Linked DNA regions of Homo sapiens: regions 2, 3 and 4 are each linked to region 1. Evidence: chromatin contacts called from ENCODE Hi-C or POLR2A ChIA-PET data. All regions are on one chromosome and are shown on one strand. The core of a region is the stretch at or near the end of the contact, and the rest is flanking DNA. Distances in the headings are between cores, read along the strand shown.

The links. A loop is a pair of places that touch in the nucleus more often than their neighbours do. ChIA-PET counts read pairs that join two places held with the same protein, here RNA polymerase II (POLR2A). Pooled maps may share reads with other maps.
Region 2: a map with no recorded cell type shows a loop between it and region 1 (6-fold over the local background). The contact joins two enhancer-like sites. A Hi-C loop is called at or near these places in 1 of 37 single-sample maps with no recorded cell type and 1 of 50 pooled maps. POLR2A ChIA-PET finds 5 or more read pairs at or near these places in 1 of 52 experiments (GM10248).
Region 3: a pooled map shows a loop between it and region 1 (4-fold over the local background). The contact joins two enhancer-like sites. A Hi-C loop is called at or near these places in 8 of 50 pooled maps. POLR2A ChIA-PET finds 5 or more read pairs at or near these places in 6 of 52 experiments (BJ, Caco-2, H1 and 3 more).
Region 4: a loop to region 1 is called in a pooled map, with 7 times the contacts of the local background. The contact joins two enhancer-like sites. A Hi-C loop is called at or near these places in 15 of 37 single-sample maps with no recorded cell type and 13 of 50 pooled maps. POLR2A ChIA-PET finds 5 or more read pairs at or near these places in 1 of 52 experiments (activated B cell).

Annotation. Positions count from the first base shown.
Region 1 is chr12:31,746,597-31,751,424 of GRCh38, forward strand. It overlaps LOC105369724 (a long non-coding RNA gene), which reads right to left. Exons shown (of 4, transcript XR_931501.3): 3 at 4,652-4,757; 4 at 2,537-2,842. Among named protein-coding and RNA genes, the nearest start is that of AMN1-AS1, 20 kb to the left of the region's middle. RefSeq lists enhancers at 2,024-3,223, 2,210-2,795, 2,518-2,587, 2,608-2,787, 2,639-2,933 and 1 more. Within about 2 kb of position 2,760, at least 27 of the 41 ENCODE cell types and tissues checked have a DNase peak (open chromatin) inside an H3K27ac peak, as active enhancers do.
Region 2 is chr12:31,297,289-31,301,950 of GRCh38, forward strand. SINHCAF (SIN3-HDAC complex associated factor) reads right to left here. Exons shown (of 6, transcript NM_001135812.2): 2 at 789-936. The coding sequence starts at 916. Among named protein-coding and RNA genes, the nearest start is that of FLJ13224, 25 kb to the right of the region's middle. Within about 2 kb of position 1,348, at least 2 of the 41 ENCODE cell types and tissues checked have a DNase peak (open chromatin) inside an H3K27ac peak, as active enhancers do.
Region 3 is chr12:32,023,097-32,027,656 of GRCh38, forward strand. No RefSeq gene overlaps it. Among named protein-coding and RNA genes, the nearest start is that of RESF1, 66 kb to the left of the region's middle. RefSeq lists enhancers at 1-632, 1,899-2,193. Within about 2 kb of position 2,920, at least 2 of the 41 ENCODE cell types and tissues checked have a DNase peak (open chromatin) inside an H3K27ac peak, as active enhancers do.
Region 4 is chr12:32,132,105-32,137,046 of GRCh38, forward strand. All of the region lies in intron 1 of BICD1 (BICD cargo adaptor 1), which reads left to right. Among named protein-coding and RNA genes, the nearest start is that of BICD1-AS1, 27 kb to the left of the region's middle. RefSeq lists enhancers at 1-404, 2,186-2,345, 2,356-2,415. Within about 2 kb of position 2,472, at least 4 of the 41 ENCODE cell types and tissues checked have a DNase peak (open chromatin) inside an H3K27ac peak, as active enhancers do.

The sequences.
Region 1 (4,828 bases), core at 1,510-4,009:
CAAAAAACAGAAGAGCATCAAGGACCCAGCTCTAGAGAGTCCTAATATTTAGAAGATGAGGAGAAAAAAGAGGCAGGTACTAGCAAGGAGATTGAGAAGAAGCAGCCAGTGATAAAGAGGGGAAACAGTGTGGCTTCAGGAAAACTTCAAGAAGAAAGTGTTTCAAAAAGAAAATAATGGTCAGCTACTACTGAGAAATTAACTGTGATTTGGATAGAGAACAAATCATTAGATTTGGCAAGATAAAGATGGTTGGCAAGCTTGATAGGGGATGTTTTGTGGCAGATGGCAAGTGTCGGTGGCTTTATCCAATTCTGAACAGGATATTTGCTAGCATGCACACAAGACCGTAATTCCTCTTTCATAATGAATGCTACTAATGTTACACAATGTCAGATGAGTCACTTGACAATGTAATTTTCCAGTAGCAGTGTGTTTTGCTTTCTCTCTGAGCATATTTTGAATAATTTCACATTAGGTTTTTACAAACCTTTTGACAGCAGTAAGAACTGTCTGTTTTAGGATATAAGAAGTGCAAATCTGAATGGATATCTAGTTTTGGCCTCTTTCTGACTTTAGCAAAAGAATTATTTAATTTTTTACTATGCTGTTTTGTTTTAGAAATGAAAAATTTAATTGGTTTACCAGTGCTCAGTGTTTTGTTAGAAATCAAAATGAAGGTCGGGCGCGGTGGCTCACGCCTGTAATCCCAGCACTTTGAGAGAACGAGGTGGGTGGATCACAAGGTCAGGAGATCGAGACCATCCTGGCTAACATGGTGAAACCCTGTCTCTACTAAAAATACAAAAAATTAGCCGGGCCTGGCAGCGGGCGCCTGTAATCCCAGCTACTCTGAGGCAGGAGAATGGCGTGAACCTGGGAGGTGGAGGTTGCAGTGAGCCAAGATCGCGCCACTGCACTCCAGCCTGGGCAATAGAGCGAGACTCCATCTCAAAAAAAAGAAAAGAAAAAAAAAATCAAAATGAAAGCATCATTAACTTCATGTCAAAACTTGACAGACTTACTTAAAAGATAAACATGGTGTAAAAAAAAGAGTAGCTGGATTGCTCATTTTCAGATATCCACTTTCATACTTCTATTCACATTTTTCTTTACTTGTTTCTATAAAATTATCATATTCACCTATTTCCTCAGTGAAAATGGGGCTCTTGTTAATTTTTTATATTTGTGACATTCTCTACTTTAATATTCACATTACTATTTTCATCACTATGTTTTGGTTTAGTGAAATACTTTCAAAGTCCTCGATAACATTTTTTTCTATAAATTTTTTATTTTTTAATTATCCGGGCATGGTGGCTTCGCCTGTGGTCCTAGCTACTTGGTAGGCAGAGGCGGGAGGATCACTTGAGCCCATGAGGTCGAGGCTACAGTGAGCCATGATCACGCCACTGCATTCCAACCTGGTCAACGTACGTAGCAAGACCCAGCAGTGTTGTCTTGAGCATGTCACTTAACCTCTCCAAGTCTGTTTCCTCATCTTTCCTTTGCAAGCACAGCAAGTCCCTGTAATAAGATAGGCACAACTGTCTGATCCAGGTAGGCACGAGTTGGCAAAGACTGGAGATCTACCTTCTGCTTTGATGACTTTTCTGCATTAATCTTCTCATTTTCTACTATCCTCTGGCCAGGCACGGTGGCTCACCCCTGTAATCCCAGCACTTTGGGAGGCTGAGGTGGGCAGATCACGAGGTCAGGAGATAGAGACCATCCTGGCTAACACACTGAAACCCCGTCTCTACTTAAAATACAAAAAATTAGCCAGGCATGGTGGCCGGCGCCTGTAGTCCCAGCCACTTGGGAGGCTGAGGCAGGAGTCCATAACATTTTTTTAAACATTGGCGATATAAGGCCACACTGGTAACCACATGAAAAATTAAAGTGTTGTGAAAATATTTTAAACCAAGATGACTTTTACCTGGTAAATTTTTTTTTTTTTTGAGACGGAGTCTCGCTCTGTCACCCAGGCTGGCGTGCAGTGGCACCATCTCGGCTCACTGCAACCTCCGCCTCCCAGGCTCAAGCGATTCTTCTGCCTCAGCCTCCCGAGTAGCTGGGACTACAGGTGCGAGCCACCACGCCCAGCTAATTTTTGTATTTTTAGTAGAGACAGGGTGTCACCATATTGGCCAGGCTGGTCTCGAACTCCTAGACCTCGTGATCTGCCCACCTTGGCCTCCCAAAGTGCTGGGATTACAGGCGTGAACCACTGCGCCCGGCCTTACCTGTTAAATTAATGTTAGTGGAAACACATTGCCAAACTCAATTTTTCAAGTACATGTATCTTCAAAATACAAATATACTTCAAAGCTACTGTACTTTGAAATATGTTATCTTCAAAAATGACATTATCACTAAGAATATAGGAAGCCTTAAGAATTGAATATGGTGGTTCAAAATTAGTATTTTTCCTCTTTGTAGGGGAAATCACCCAAAAGTAACAATCAGAACTGTTACCACCTGACTGGTTCTTGCCCACTGCACAGATAAAACCAAAACACTGAGCCAGCAGGAGTTGCAGCAGAGAAAGAGTTTGATTATTGCAAGGCAATAGAGTGAGGAGGACGGGATACATTTCCCAGATCCACCTCACCAAGAATTCAGAGGCTAAGGTTTTTAAGGATGATTTGGCAGGTAGGGCATTAGGAAACAGATGTTGTGGATTGGTTGGGGGATGAAATCATAGGAGTGTTGAAACTGTCTTCATGTGCTGAGTCATTTCCTGCAGGGGAGTGGTCAGAGGACCGGTTGAGTCAGTTCCTTTGTTGCAGTCACGGTCACTGTTCAAGCTGGTGTCAGTTGATTCACCTGAAGGCAAAGTCTGAAAAATATCTCAGAGATCAGTCTCAGGTTTCACAATAGCGCTTGTGACTGCCTGTTACATAACTCCTGAGCAATAAGCAATTATAGAAAAGCAAACAAGAGAACAATGATGGGCTATCATTCAACTACGCCTACAGCTTAAGAGGTGAGCTCCCTGGTGATTGAAACTGCTTGCACTCCTCAGTTGATCCAACTTCTGGAAAATACAAAGGCAGTCTGCATGACTTAAAGATCATTGTTTCTTTTTCTTTTTTTTTTTTTTTTTGAGACAGAGTCTTGGTCTGTCGCCGAGGCTGGAGTGCAGTGGCACAACCTGGGCTCACTGCAACCTCCGCCTCCTGGGTTCAAGCGATTCTCCTGCTTCAGCCTCCCGAGTAGCTGGGATCACAGGCATGTGCCACCACGCCTGGCTAATTTTTTGTATTTTTAGTAGAGGCGGGGTTTCACCGTGTTGGCCAGGCAGTGGCTCAATGCCTATAATCCCAGCACTTTGGGAGGCAGAGGCTGGCAGATCACCTGAGGTCAGGAGTTCGAGACCAGCCTGGCCAACATGGTGAAACCCCGCCTCTACTAAAAATACAAAAAATTAGCCGGGCGTGGTGGCACACGCCTGCAATCCCAGCTACTCGGGAGGCTGAGGCAGGAGAATTGCTTGAACCCGGGAGGCAGAGGCTGTAGTGAGCTGAGATCGCACCACCGTACTCCAGCCTGGGCGACAGAGCAAGACTTCATCACAAAAAAAAAAAAAAGGACTATGTTACGTAATCATGCCTGGTAGATGAAAATGTCAAAGGGAAAGAAAGTAAGTGTAACAAACATCTATTAGCTGTGCCTCTATTTTAACAAAATTTAGGCCTCTCTAAATTACAAAGTAAGTGGAATGGTTGAGTGTGGGAGGGCATTAGGGGTGCAGATTTTAGAAGTATTTTATTAGATTTAGGGTTTGGGATTAGATTAGATGAGGGGTAATAAATGATTGCTAGGGAGAATGACTGGATCAGGGAACAGAAATTAACTTGTAGGTAGTTCTCTTTGGAATTTAAATGATCCTTGGAGAGAGTCAGTCATTATCTTGAAAAAGGGTCTGTTTAGGTGTGGTTACATTTTCGGTCTTACAGATGTTACCAAAACACCCAAGATTCAGTCTAGGTCCTGTTGCTCCCCTCACAGAAAGCCAATCATTAAGACAATGAGTATTGCCAGGGAAGAAGGCTGTAATCCAGTGCTGCAGCAGAGGAGATGGGAGATCAGTCCCAAATCCAACTCCCTGACTGTCTAAAATTTGGGATTTGTATAGCAGGGAAGAAATGTAACTATGTGTGGAAAAACGGGAATTTTAGGGAGGGGTAAGGAAGAGAAAGGGGTCAACAGGAAGCAGGCAGTCATGATTGGTGAGGCGTCTGGCTCCCTTTGTCCAGATGTGATGATCTGGTAAGTTTCAGCTCCTTGATACTGTCTGGGAGGACTGATGGTTTCTTTTCTGAGAAAGCAACTCAGATAAGACAGATGTAATTTTCTCAAGTTTTAAGACCAGGAGGATAAATTTCTATGTTTATTAAAAAGAACCATAAACATCACCTCTACAGGACAATTGGGCAGGTTTCCCAGGGAAGGGAAGAAAACTATTGTTCTCCTTGGTGGGTCTGGAGCTTAGGCAGGTAAAGGAACTTGAGCCTCTTTGGAAGAGCTGGTGAGGGGTGGGTAGATCAGAGAGACCTTGAGTCTTCTTAGTTCAGGATGTAAACATGCCATATTTTGGGGAATTGGTTTCTAAGCCTCAACATTACAGACAGGAATGAAAACCGACCTTGTCTGGAGGAGAACTTTCCAAGTTTGGTACAGAGGACTCCCACAGATTATGATGAAGCCATCAACTCACAAACTGGATTACCAAACACACAAGAAGGCAATCACTGTGAGAGTCAGCAGAAACAACTGATTTAGATTTCTCAAATATTTCTAGTATTAGAATTATAATTACATA
Region 2 (4,662 bases), core at 98-2,597, 450 kb before region 1:
AGGACTACAGGCATGTACCGCCACGTCTGGTGAGTTTTTTGTTTGTATTTTTTGTAGAGATGGGTTTCCCCATGTTGCCCAGGCTGGTTTCAAGCTCCTGGGCTCAAGTGACCCACCTGCCTCAGCCTCCCAAAGTGCTGGGATTACTAGCGTGAGCCACTGCACCCGGTCAAGCGTAATTTTTTTTTTTTTTTTTTTTTTTTGAGACAGAGTCTCATTCTGTCGCCAGGCTGGAGTGCAGTGGCGTGATCTCGGCTCACTACAACCTCCGCCTCCTGGGTTCAAGTGATTCTCCTGCCTCAGCCTCTGGAGTAACTGGGACTACAAGTGTGCACCACCACGCCCAGCTTATTTTTGTATTTTTAGTAGAGATGGGGTTTCACCATGTTGGCCAGGATGGTCTCGATCTCTTGACCTCGTGATCCGCCCGCCTCGGCCTCCCAAAATGCTCTCAGATTACTGGTGTGAGCCACTGCACCCAGTCAAGGGTAATTTTTTTAAAAGCCTTTTTAAAAATTAACCACAAAAGGAAGTCAACAACAAAAGGGTTTGTCTAGCTACAACTTTAAGGGGCTTCACGATTAATGTGGTAGCTCCTCATAATCTGGAAAAAAGTAGGCTGTCAGCATTGTTTGATTCATTTAAAAAGCAGGAGACTTACACAGCCTAAATTAGAATAAGTGATTTTTATTATTAGCACATTGTTCCAATCACCTTGCTTACAAATATTTCTGTATGCTGTGGTATTTTTTCACTCTAAGAATAGTACAAACATCAGGTGATCTTACCCAAAACAGCTCTGGAAGTCCTTTTCATAGCGTTTACTGTCAGTGAATCGAGAACTGGAGGACTTAGCTCTGCAAATACAGCAGCCCTCTATACTTCGGTACATCTTTGGCTTGTGAAAACCAAACATCTTTTCTTCTGGGCAATAGTCTGTAAAGCCAAGGGAATTGACATATCTTTGTTGAGGGCTGTAACAAGGAACCATTAAAGAGTTCTCTCTGCTCCACCCCACCCCCAAGCAACTTGGTGTTATATGACCAAGACAGGCAGGCAGCTCAAGGGAAGACCTCCTGGATCGACCTCCATTCTTGGCACTATCAAGGCAAGCGTATAAAACACAAAGAAAAGCCTAGTTATTTAAGGAGGACTCTACTACCTCCTAACTCGCCTAACAAACATGCAATCTAAAAATGGGGAAGAGAAGCATTTTTTAAAATCAGGTTTTGAAGTAAGAAATGCCACAAACAATCCTGTAAAATAATGAAGCTGTACACAATTAAGGATGCATCCTTAAATTTAAGACACACCTTTTTATTTTGCACATTTGCATTAACGTGATTCCCCTCTGGGGAAGTTTTGAGCATTTACCATGAATACTATTTGATACTAAGCACACAACTAGCTCACTATGCATCAGCCCATACTACTTTGCCTAATGGGAATTCAGAGGGGATTTCTTCTGTGATAAATGGGAAGTTCTAAGCAGTCAAGTTTGCCCCTGAATTGAAACTGCTGAAGGGAAGATGTAAAATTCACAAAAATCCAAGGTTAGAATTTAATAATAATAATTCCTTATTATCATTAAGACAAAAAAAGAACGAGCTCATGTTGTCTGACCGCTGATCTGCCCCTTAGTTGTTAGAGGTTTGTGGACCTCTTCTACAAGGCTTTGTGCCTGAGAGTAGTAACAGTGGGAGGCAAATGTCCCAGAGACGTAGAGTGAAATAAATTGCAGTCCTCCTGTTAAAAAAAAAAAAAATCTCAACGTCAAGGAAGGAATGAAAACAGCTCTGGGGCTGGATGCAAATATGTAGCTGGCAGTAAATCTGTACCTTAGGAAAAGTAATTTGGAATATCCAAATCAAGGGCCAGCTCACCAAAACAACCGGACTAAGAGAGGTGATGAAAAGGCAATGAATATAGAAACTAAACTCCAATGGACAAGTCAGAGGATGTGTGTATGTATGAGGGTCTAACTATAAATTATCACAAAATTATCACATAAAGCAACAATAAAAGAAAAAAATTTTTTTTTTTTTGGAGACAGAGTCTCACTCTTTCACCCAGGCTGGAGTGCGGTGGCGCGATCTAGGCTCACTGCAAGCTCTGCCTCCCAGGTTCAAGTGATTCTCCTGCCTCAGCCTCCCTAGTAGCTGGGACTACAGGTGCCCGCCACCACACCCGGCTAACTTTTTGTATTTTTAGTAGAGACAGGGTTTCAGCATGTTAGCCAGGATGGTCTCGATCTCCTGACCTTGTGATCCACCCGTCTCGGCCTCCCAAAGTGCTGGGATTACAGGCGTGAGCCACCGTGCCCGGCCAAGAAAATTATTAATATCACTTTCGTGTCCATAGTTTTAGGAGTTATTACCACAGAACACTATCTTTTTAAAGTTGTTTTAGAAATAAACTTAGATGAGTAAACCTAAAGCTTCAGTACAGTCATGTGTTGCTTAACAATGGGGACACATTCTGAGAAATGCATCATTGGGCATCCTTGTGCAGACATCAGTGTCCTCACATAAACCAAGATGGCAATAGCCTACAACACCCCTAGGCTATATGGGATAGCCTACTGTTCCAAGGCAACAAACTTATACAGCGTGTGACGGTACTGAATGCCGTGGGCAACTGTAATACAATGGTAAGAATCTGTGCATCTAAATATAGAAAAGGTACAAAAAAATATGGTATCATAATCTTTTGGGACCACCATCATATATGCAGTCTGTGGTTGACCGAAACGTCCTTGTGTGACATATGGCTGTATTTGTCTTTGGATTATCTCGTCTGATCCCATTCCATTCCAATTCTGGTTAGTATAATATAGCAAGTATTAATGAAAATGATTCAGAACCAAATATCCAGGCTTTTTATGTGTATTTTTTTGGTATTGAGGGGTTTTGAAATATAGACAGAGGTTTTACAACTTTTAAAAGAAAATTTTTTTAAAACTTTTATTAGCAAATAATTAGCTAAAAACTGAAGCTTCCCTTTCAAACAGGCTATTGTTAATAAACTGTTCCTCTGCCATGTTTTTGTTGGTGAGAGAGGCAGGCAAAAGAGTGGGATGGGGGCAAGGCAGAAGGCCTTCATGCATTTCAATAATTAAGTCTAAACAGTTACCTCTAAGAACTGTTTTAAAAAAAACATTTTTAGTTGATAATAATTTTAGTTAAATGCTTGGGAATTTGATGTCTTTGAGAGGAAGAAAAATGAGGAAGTACCCTCTACACAGTCATAAGAAAAGATCTAGAGAGGCCTGCTCAAATGAGGCAGATTTTTTTTTCTCAATCCAACAACAAACCCATATGATAACTGAAAAGAAAATCCTGAAGAAAATGGTCGCATGTTGCTTTGGAAAAAACAATGTCAAATGACAGAAGATTGCAGAAACAAGAAAGCAGAGTAGCAGTTATTGCTTTAATTTGTGTATTCCTGTTTTAAGGCAAAATGTTAATACGGCCCTCGTCCTCACACCACCCTGCGCTCTTCTCCAAACTCGCCCAACAGCTTGCATTACCATCAAGAAGGTCAGAGAACAGTTCCTCTAATACTCTCCAACTTCATCCATAACTCTTGGAAACTTCAGCCTCCCTTCTCAGCAAGGACAAAAGAAGCAGAGCAAAAAAGGCCAGTTCATTCCATTAATACACAGACCAAATCCTATTACGACAGACAGATTCCTATCTCTACCCTCACCATCTCTTTCCCTTCCCCCAAATAAACAAGTCCTCAAAGCTATCAGCATTCAGCTCATCTCTAGGATGTGAACTACCTTCACTGAGGTTGGATTTGACCAAGACGCCATAGTTTGTGCCAGTTACCACACTGCTAAGCTGTTAAGGATGTTAGGGTTATAGGTGAATATTGAGGCTTTCTTTTTAATCAGCAGCCATTGTGAATTAAGTGTTCCTCTTCAATGATTTTTTTCTGCTGGTGGGGACCTCCACAAAACTTACCCAGCACCCCTAGCAAGACATTCCAGTCATAAGCTGAGGAATATTCTTCTTAGACATAGGGGAGAATAGGCTGATGTCTTAGGATTCATAATCCATTTTCATATAGTTCCGTGACCTTACTTTTGTCCTGACAAAATTATTCTGCCTGAACATCTGAGAGGGATCTAAATCCTAGGGCTTACCCTCTCCTAGGCAATGCTCAGTGAGAAATGCAATGAGGTGGCAGACACCTGTCCTTATGCAACACACAAGGAGCATGTGAACCTTTTAATGGATGACAACTTAATAAACCTATTAAGCCTTTTCTGAGCTTATCCTCACACTTAAGAGGCACCTGGGAATCTGCAGCAAATACACAGGGGTTTCATTTCGGGCTTTGTTTACAACAACCAAGTTAAGCAGTGGTTGGTGTTTAACCATTTCAAGGTTTGGGAAGCCCTGAGATTAACTGAAATTATTTCCAAAAATCTACAAACCCATGAAATGTTTAAAAAAACAACAAAAAAAAAACACTACTTAATCCCTAGAGCAAAACCAAGGACATAAAATGGTCTCTGAAACCAAGTTACTTTATATATTTAACAAAGTACTGGGTGGGCGTGGCATAACTTGATTTTAAACTGGAGATTTGTTTTTTCAAGCAATCTGGTGGTTCTTTAGAATACTGCTTTCCTAGTACCAAATTTGTGCAATA
Region 3 (4,560 bases), core at 1,670-4,169, 280 kb after region 1:
TTAGAAAGATTTATATACATCTGGGGCCAGGCGCGTTGGCTTATGCCTGTAATCCCAGCACTTTGGGAGGCCGAGGCGGTTGGATCACGATGTCAGGAGATGGAGACCATCTTGGCCAACATGGTGAAACCCCATCTCTACTAAAATACAAAAAATTAGCCAGATGTGGTGGCGCGTGCCTGTAATCCCAGCTACCTGGGAGGCTGAGGCAAGTGAATCACTTGAACCCCGGAGGCGGAAGTTGCAGTGAGCTGAGATAGCACCACTGTACTCCAGCCTGGGCAACAGAGCAAGACTCCATCTCAAAAAAAAGAAAAGAAAAGAAAAGAAAGATTTATATACATCTCACAGGGGCAGAGAGAATTTACAATGACAAATCCTCTAAAGAAAATGCTTTAAGAAAAGGGAAAGAATAGTCTTTTCCCTAATTTTTTCTTTTTGCTTTTGTTTGTTTGTTTAGAGACGGGGTTTTGCTATTGTAAACCAAAAGGTATCTGAGACAGGTCTTAATCAGCTTAGTTTATTTTGCCAAGGTTAAGGATGTGCCTGTGACACAGCTTCAGGAGGTCCTAACGACATGTGCCCAAGGTGGTCGGTGTGCAACTTGCTTGTATACATTTTAGGGAGACATGAGACATTAATCAATATGTGTAAGATGTGCATTGGTTCGTTCTGGTAACGCGGGATAACTTGAGGCAAGGGCTTCCAGGTCCCACATAGGTAAGAGACAAAAGGTTGCATTCTTTTAAATCCTTGATCATCTTTCCACTGAATACACAATTTAGGCTGGCTCAGTGAATCTGCATTTTTACATAAACAATAGGGCAGGGGAAGCAATCAGATATGCATTTGTCTCAGGTGAGCCTCCTCAGAGGGATGACTGAGTTCTGTCTGTCCCTTGTCCACAAGGAATTTCCTTCTGGGCAAATTGTGAGGGAGGTATGTAGCTTTTTTTTGAGACGGAGTCTTGCTTATTCGCCAGGCTGAAGTGCAGTGGCGCCATCTCGGCTCACTGCAATCTCCGCATACCAGGTTCAAGCGATTCTCCTGCCTCAGCCTCCTGAATAACTGGGATTACAGTCACGCACCACCACGCCCAGCTAATTTTTATATTTTTAGTGGAGACAGGGTTTCACCATGTTGGCCAGGATGGTCTCGATCTCTTGACCTCATGATCTACTCGCCTTGGCTTTCCAAAGTGCTGGAATTACTGGCTTGAGCCACCACGCCCAGCGGTGTGTAGCTTTTTATCTTTTTTTTTTTTGAGATGGAGCCTTGCTCTGTTGCCCAGGCTGGAGTGCAGTATGCGATCTCAGCACTTTGGGGCGGGGGCAAGATGAACAGATCGCTTGAGTTCAAGAGTTCAAGACCAGCCTGGGCAACATGTCTAAACCCCATCTCCACAAAAAAATATAAAAATTAGCTGGGCGTAGTGGTACCCGCCTGTAGTCCCAGCTACTCAGGAGGCTGAGGTGGGAGGATCAGTTGAGCCAGGGAGGCAGAGGTTGCAATGAGCTGAGATTGCATCACTGCACTCCAGCCTGTGTGACAGAGTGAGACCCTGTCTCAAAAAAAAAAAAAAACTTAAAATCTTTTTTTTAATTCTCTCAATTTCAATCTCACTTACTTCTTCTTTCAAAGCCACCACTGTCTGAACCTGGTGCCCTTCCTTCTGATTATAGTTTTCGTTGTTGTTACTGTGTTTTGTTTACTTTTACAATTTTGGAATATGAAAATATCTTTCTTTTGTAACGACAAATATGGAATACAAACATTACAACTTCTTTTTTTGCCCATCCTGGATTAAAAAGGAAATAATAGATGAAATGCCTTGCAAAGAGGACAAAATATTTTGGGGTCTAAAATGTGCTTTGCCCAGGATCTTGCCTTGTAATGATAATGACTCTCCCTTAGTGATCCAAACAAAGGAATGTGGTCAACTGTATGAACAAGGTTCAGTGAAGTCCTGAGTCACATGACAATCTGTCCTCCCCAAGCCTCTGTGCTTCAGAAGCTGGAAAGTCGTTCTACCCTTGGGCACAGGGTACATGTGCAGTAGCAATAAATAGCACCAGGAGGAATAGGAGCAACAAGTGTTACTGGTAGAGGGTCTTGACTACGAGTTGTCCAGGTCCTTGGCATTTTGAACAAAGAATTGAACAAAACGTACGAAGTAGCAGAGAAATGAAATGCAGGAATGAAGCAACGAGAGCAGGAATTCATTAAAGCGAGAAAGCACTTCACAGGGTGGGAGTGGGCCTGAGCAAGCAGCTCAAGGGTGCAGTTACAAAGCTTTCTGGGCTTTAAGTACCTCATTTGAGGTTCTTATCTAGATGAAGGATTTGGTCTGTGGCAAATTAAAGACTGAGGTGAACTGGCGCCCTGTGCAGATAAAGGGATGGTCCCTGCTTCGCCAGGGCCAATCCAAGGCACTCTCCTTTTCCATCCCAGCACTTTGGGAGCCTGAGGCAGGTGATCACTTGAGCTCAGGAGTTCAAGACCAGCCTGGCTAACATGGTGAAAACCTGTCTCTACTGGTGCTCTCGCCATTATTCCATCTGCTATGAGCCCCTTTCTGCATAAAGTAAAGTTTGCCTTGCTAAGAGAATTAAATTTATGTTTGAATGTTATTTCTTTGTAGCACTGGGGAACAAGCATTCTATTTCTAAATAAACATTTTTACATATAAGAAATGGTGGTCCGTACAGGGATACATTTTCCTCTGGGGTGGTCTCTAGTCCTCTCATGAGGGGGTCTCCCACTGCCTCATTGTGGTGGCCTCAGGGGTAGTAAGAAATTGAGACCCATCTGGTGTGATGAATAGACCCGGACTCTCAACAAGGCAGAAGAAACTGGCCAGCAATCTGGAGTAAATGATCCTCACATATGATGTGGACCAGGCGACCTCATGCATGAGCCAAGAAAGGAAACAAACCAGAGGAGCCGTACACCAGCACCTGCCTGGAAACCACATCCTCATCAAAAGATAGAAAGAAGAAAAACTCGAGGCAGCCTAAGAACCCTACCTTGTGCTGCTAACCACCGAGACTGCCGTTCGCACAGCAGAAAAGGATAGACACATCATACCCAAGTCAAAAAAGCGTCATCACCATCAAAGTTATAGGTCATTGTTCCAGGGTCAAGCCCTACCAAGTTAAAGCTAAGAAAACTTTATCTATCTTTTCTTTCCTTTAACTACTCCCCATCTTATTAATGTAACTAAATCTAACTCACCTCAAATTATTACTTTTAATGCCTGTTCAGTTATCACTCCTCTCATACCAAATGACAAAACCAAAGTCTTTGTAGTAAAAGTAAAAAAATCTAAAGCAAACCACAGCAATTAAAACAAGATATCAAGATGTAAATGACTAGCTAAAATACATTAAATATTCTGTCCGCACTCTAAATAAAAGCAATTGTTATGCTTGTGCACACAGTAGGCTAGAAGTCCAAGTTATCCCCTTTCCACTCAGATAGTCCTCTAATCGACAAGGCATGGACTGCATGGTAGCTCCTTTTCTTCTTTTGTCTTTTTTTCTTTTTTTTATCTGAGACGGAGTCTCGCTCTGTCGCCCAGGCTGGAGTGCAGTGGCGCAATCTCGGCTTACTACAAGCTCCACCTCCCGGGTTCAAGCCATTCTCCTGCCTCAGCCTCCCAAGTAGCTGGGACTACAAGCGCACGCTGCCAAGCCCGGCTAACTTTTTTTTTTTTTTTTTTTTTGTATTTTTAGTAGAGACGGGGTTTTACCCTGTTAGCCAGGATGGTCTCGATCTCCATCTCCTGACCTCGTGATCCGCCCGTCTCGGCCTCCCAAAGTGCTGGGATATAGGCGTGAGCCACTGCACCCGGCCGGTATCAAAATCCTGCAGCCTAAGATAGTAAAGTGTGCCAAACTCTCTCTACTATTTCCTAAAGTGCAGTACCCTGAGGGTCAGCCCCCCGAGGGCCATTCAGCCTCCATCTTCCAAGACCAATTTTACCTCGTGTCTCCAACGATAAAAGGAAAATTTAGCGTACTTTGAAGACTTAACATGATACAGCGAGGTCAGGCACTTCCAAAAGCTAACCCATCAGTCCACCCTTATTCATCCCCAAGCGGATGCATAGTAATACTGTAAAAAACCTTTACTAGACACTCTACCAAATAATTAGAGCAGCACTTATGCTCTAGTTCAATTAGCTATCCCTTTTACCCTGGCATTTCATCAATCAGAAAAAGAGAAATTACGACATAAGCAAATAAAAGAAGCCTCAAAAGAAGCAGCCCCTTACAGCTATTTTGATTCCCATGTCTATTCAGATGCAATTAGAGGTCCTCACAGAGTACCAAATAAATTTAAAACCAGAGATCAAATAGCTGCAAGGTTTAAGTCAATGTTGTTTTAGTGAGTAGCAATTAATAAAAATGTAGATTAAATAAACTGCATTTATTACTACCAGCAGCAATTTATTAACTATACCAAAGATGCTGTTAAAGAAATAGCTGAACAATTAAAACCCACAAGTCAAATGGCCTGAGAAAATAAGATAACTTTAAATATAATATTAACAAAGAA
Region 4 (4,942 bases), core at 1,222-3,721, 390 kb after region 1:
GTAACAGTAAGTGTAAAGATCTTGAGATGGGGGCTGGGCACTGTGGCTCACACCTGTAATCCCAGCTGTTTGGGAGGCCAAGGTGGGCAGATCATGAGGTCAGGAGTTCGAGACCAGCTTGACCAATATGGTGAAAACCTGTCTCTACTAAAAATACAAAAATTAGCTGGGTGTGGTGGCAGGCGCTTGTAATCCCAGCTACTCAGGAGGCTGAGGCAGGAGAATTGCTTGAACCCGGGAGGCGGAGGTTGCAGTGAACCGAGATTGTGCCACTGCACTGCAGCCTAGGCGACAGAGCGAGACTCTGTCTCAAAAAAAAAAAAAAAAAGATCTTGAGATGAGAATGAACTGGGTTTTTGTGAAAATGGCAAATGGCATTTTGGGTACTGCAAGCCTTTGCGGCTCGGAACTGTGCTGTGCACTGTGGGACTGTGTGGCTCAATGCGGGACGGTTAGCATCCCTAGTCACTGTCATTACAAAAACAGTCACACATTCTAGACACCCACTGCCCGCCCCAACGCCAAGGGGGCAGTACTGCCTTCAACCAGGACCCCAAAAGACTCCAGTGTGGCAGTTGTTGGGGAGGGGGAATGTGAGAGGGGCAGTGGAGAGGGAGTCAGCAAGCAGGTTCTCTGAGCCCTGGTGAGAAGTCTGGATTTTATTTTAAGCCGCCTGAGTGATGTGATTTCATACATGTTTTTAAAAGATCACTCTGGTTATTCCTTGCAGACAGTGGAAGAGTGAGCCAAGTTAGGAGGCTATTGCAGTAGTTCAGGTAAGAGATGATGGTGGCTTAGACTGAGAGAGAATCTACTTGAGGGTAAGAAGTGATCTGATTCAGGGTATATGTTGAAAGATTTGCTAATTAATTAAATATGGGAGGCAAAAGAAGGTGGAGAAATCAGGATGGCTCCTAGGTTTCTTATAAGGAGCTAGGAAGAATGTAAAGAAATCATATGATAAGGAGATATAAAAAGGAATAAAATAATATTTCACACTTAAATTTAGGAGACGAAATATTTGCTTATTTGAATTTGAAAATTCTTGTGGATACCAATATTGATACTTTGTCTGAAAAATAATTTTAAGATGAGTCTCCTGGCCAGGCGGGGTGGCTCATGCCTGTAATCCCAGCACTTTGGGAGGCTGAGTCAGGTGGATCACCTGAGGTCAGGAGTTTGAGACCAGCCTGACCAACATGGTGAAACCCCATCTCTACTAAAAATGCAAAAATTAGCCGGGTATGGTGGTGCACACCTGTAATCCTAGCTACTCGGGAGGTTGAGGCACAAGAATCACTTGAACCTGGGAGGTAGAGGTTGCAGTGAGCCAAGATCGTGCCACTGCAAGCCAGCCTGGGCGACAGAACAAGACTCCATCTGGGAAAAAAAAAAAAGATGAGTCTGCCAAAATGTTTCTCATTTGGAAGGGATTCATGACTTTGCCAGAAAAACAAGCAGCATTCTATAGTTATAATGCTCTATGATGTAATTTACTGGACCTAAGTTGGCTACCTTTCATGATGCATATTAAGTGTGGAGCCATATTTCTTAGTTTCTGTTATAAAGCTAAACTGTTAAGTCATTTTTATTCCTATAAAGTCAAACAAACTAGCCATGGATACTTTTTAACATTCTGTGAAACCAACTTTATCCAGTTTCTGAAATGGATGCCAGTTCTTTTTTTTTTTTTTTGAGATGGAGTCTTGCTCTGTCCCCCAGGCTGGAGTGCAGTGGTACGATCTCTGATCACTGCAACCTCCGCCTCCCGGGTTCACGCCATTCTTCTGCCTCAGCCTCTTGAGTAGCTGGGACTACAGGCGCCTGCCACCACGCCTGGCTAATTTTTTGTATTTTTAGTAGAGACGGGGTTTCACTGTGTTGGCCAGGATGGTCTTGATCTCCTGACCTGGTGATCCACCCACCTCGGCCTCCCAAAGTGCTGGGATTACAGGCCTGAGCCACTGTGCCTGGCTGGATGCCAGTACTTTTTAAACCAAAGTTAAAATAATTATTTATAGGAAGCAGTTGTGCACTGTAGATTAGGAACATGGAGACTGGGGCATAAATATATTCTTGAGCTAGAATTAAAGTAAAACATGTGACTGATGGAAATAACAGCTCTCCCTGTGCCCTACCATGGAACTTGGTAAGCCTTTGTTAACTCACTGGCACTGCTAGATCATGCTATGGTCCCCGAGGGCCAGGGAGGCAAGTGTGCTAGTCCAAGTAAAAAGCTGATATGATCTTTGTATGAACAGAAACACTGTTTGTAATGTGATGATAACGTTGGTTTCTTGCTCCTGGGATATTGTGTTCTAGGTAAAGTGGTCCAGAGACCAATGGGTGGCAGATACAGGGATACAGAGGTCAACTTAATATAAAAAAAGACCTTCTCTAATGTCTAAGAGCAGAGTGAAAGTGAGCAGGCCATCTGAGGAGAGAGAGACTTCCCTGTTGGCTCATCATGATGCTTAAGCAGAGCCAAAAAGCTACTTGGTAGGGATGTCAAGGAAGTGAGTCAGGTGTTTTCAGCACCGCGACTCTGTCATTGTGTGCCTCTCTCCTTAATACCTCAGAATTAGAATAAAGTCTTGATAACAGTAGTGGCACCAGTCCTGTGGTTTGTTTTGCGATGACTGTGTGGTTGTTAAACTTTCTAAGTGAAACACCATAGTGTCGGGAGCAATGCCGACAAGCCTGGCCACCTTTGGTCTACAGCAGATATTGCAAGCTGATATCCCGTGGCCACAGTCAGGCTTGGTGATTGATAAACATTTTGATTTAGGGAGCTGCTTTTTTCAAGAAACAGAATCACATAAACAGGATTTCAGGCCAGTCTCAAAAAACTGGAAGATTTCACAGAGCCTTGGGCCCACATTTCTGTGTGGCATCAGAGGGCTAGAGGTGAATGAGTCCTCCTCTCCTCTCCTCTCCCCCTCCTCCCCTCCATTCCCCTCCCCTCCCCTTCCCCGCTCCCCTCCTTTATTTTTTTTTTTTATGAGACGGAGTCTCACTGTGTCACCCAGGCTGGAGTGCAGTGGTGTGGTCTCAGTTCATTGCAACCTCCATCTCCCAGGTTCAAGCCATTCTCCTGCCTCAGCCTCCTGAGTAGCTGGGATTACAGGTGCATGCCACCATGCCTGGCTAATTTTATATTTTTAGTAGAGATGGGCTTTCACCATGTTGGCCAGGCTGGTCTTGAACTTGTGACCTCAGGTGATCCGCCTGCCTCGGCCTCCCAAAGTGCCGGGATTACAGGCATGAGCCACCATGCGTGGCTTTTTTTTTTTTTTTTTTTTTTTTTTTTTTGAGACAGGGTCTCTTGCGCTGTCACCTAGGCTGGAGTGCAGTGAGACAAACACAGCTCACTGCAGCCTAGACCTGCTGGGTTTAAGTGATCCTTACATCTCAGCCTCCTGAGTACCTGGGACTACAGGTGTGCATCACCACACCTGGCTAATTTTTAAATTTATTGTAGAGACAACACTTCACTATATTGGCTGGCCTGGTCTCAAATTCCTTGCCTCAAGCGATCTTCTGCCTTTACATCCCAAAGTGCTGGAATTACAGGCATGAACCTTCACCTTTCTTTTAGAAAGAGCGTGAATCTCTAATTCACCAGAGTCCCCACCATTCCATCTCATCTGAGTTATCTCACTATCTCTGTTCTTCCCTCATTTACATCATCTGTCACTTACCTGTTGACATGTGAGTTTTGACTTTTGATTGAGATGCTGACACCCTCCTTCCCTTCTAGGAAAGGAAAATAAAGGGGGAAGGAAGGTGGAGAGGGACAAAGGAGAGGCGTGTGGAGGATGATAGCGCAGGACTTGCATTCTCAGTTCTGCCTCTTAAATCTTGGAACCTATTTCTTCATCTAACAGTATAGGACTGATGTTTATTTTTGTATTAGATCATATATATAGGAGTACCTGGCATATAACTTTGTCCAAAGTACACATTCTTTAGCTGGTGCTCCTCTGTGTTCCCCTGTAAAGACTGAGGCAACTATAATGTTCCACTGTTCTGTGATTATTGATTTTCAGGTCTGTTTCCTCCACCAGATTATGTGTGTCTTACTCAACTTTGTATCACCAAGCACCTACGTGGCATTTTTTCTTTTTTGAAGGTAGGGACCATGGCTTTCTCTTTCTTTACTGGACACTGTATAGATGTCATGCAGGTCTGAACGTCACACTGTTAAATAATTACTTAACAACTGACCAGAACTAAGGCTGTGGTCTAGAGCTCCAAACCAGAAGCAAAAAGGAATGGTGCTGGGCTGGGGCACTTTCCTCTAACATCACCCAAACCCAGAAAACGAGGATCGTAAGCCCCTTCATGGGCCAAATGCAGGGCTGGGGCCCTTGGGCTAACCCTTTAGTGCCTCTGGCTGCATCACTGTCAGAGTAAGGTAACCAGCAAGGGGCTGCAGGGAACAACCAGCCAGGTCCAGACATGGACAAACATAATTGGAAGGAAGACAGGAAATGGACAGGTCCTGTCCAGTGTAGATAAAATGACAGCAGCTAAGGCAGGTTGAGGGGCAGAGGAGAGGCTGGGGGATCGGTATTGTAGCAATGCAGGAGTCCTGTCCTGAGTGGCTGCTCAGGGTATTGACATGCCATTTTGATAAATACATGAATTAATGAGTGAGTTTCGAGAGTAGGGGGAGAGAGAATAACTGGGCATCCCCTTCTGTAGATCCTCAGTCTTCTAGTCTTATCTCTCTAGAAGGATATTCACCCATACTCACCTTGTCCACTTTGTGCCAGAGTTGAACATTCTTAAGAAATTAAGAAGGTGATTCTTTGCCAACCATATTCCAGTTCTTTATTTAGGAGCTATATTATCAGCTTTGCTTATGGCTCCAGAAGTGGCCATTAATACCTGGAGCTAAAACACTGTTTTGGTTTAGCATGACTCTAGTTTTCACTGA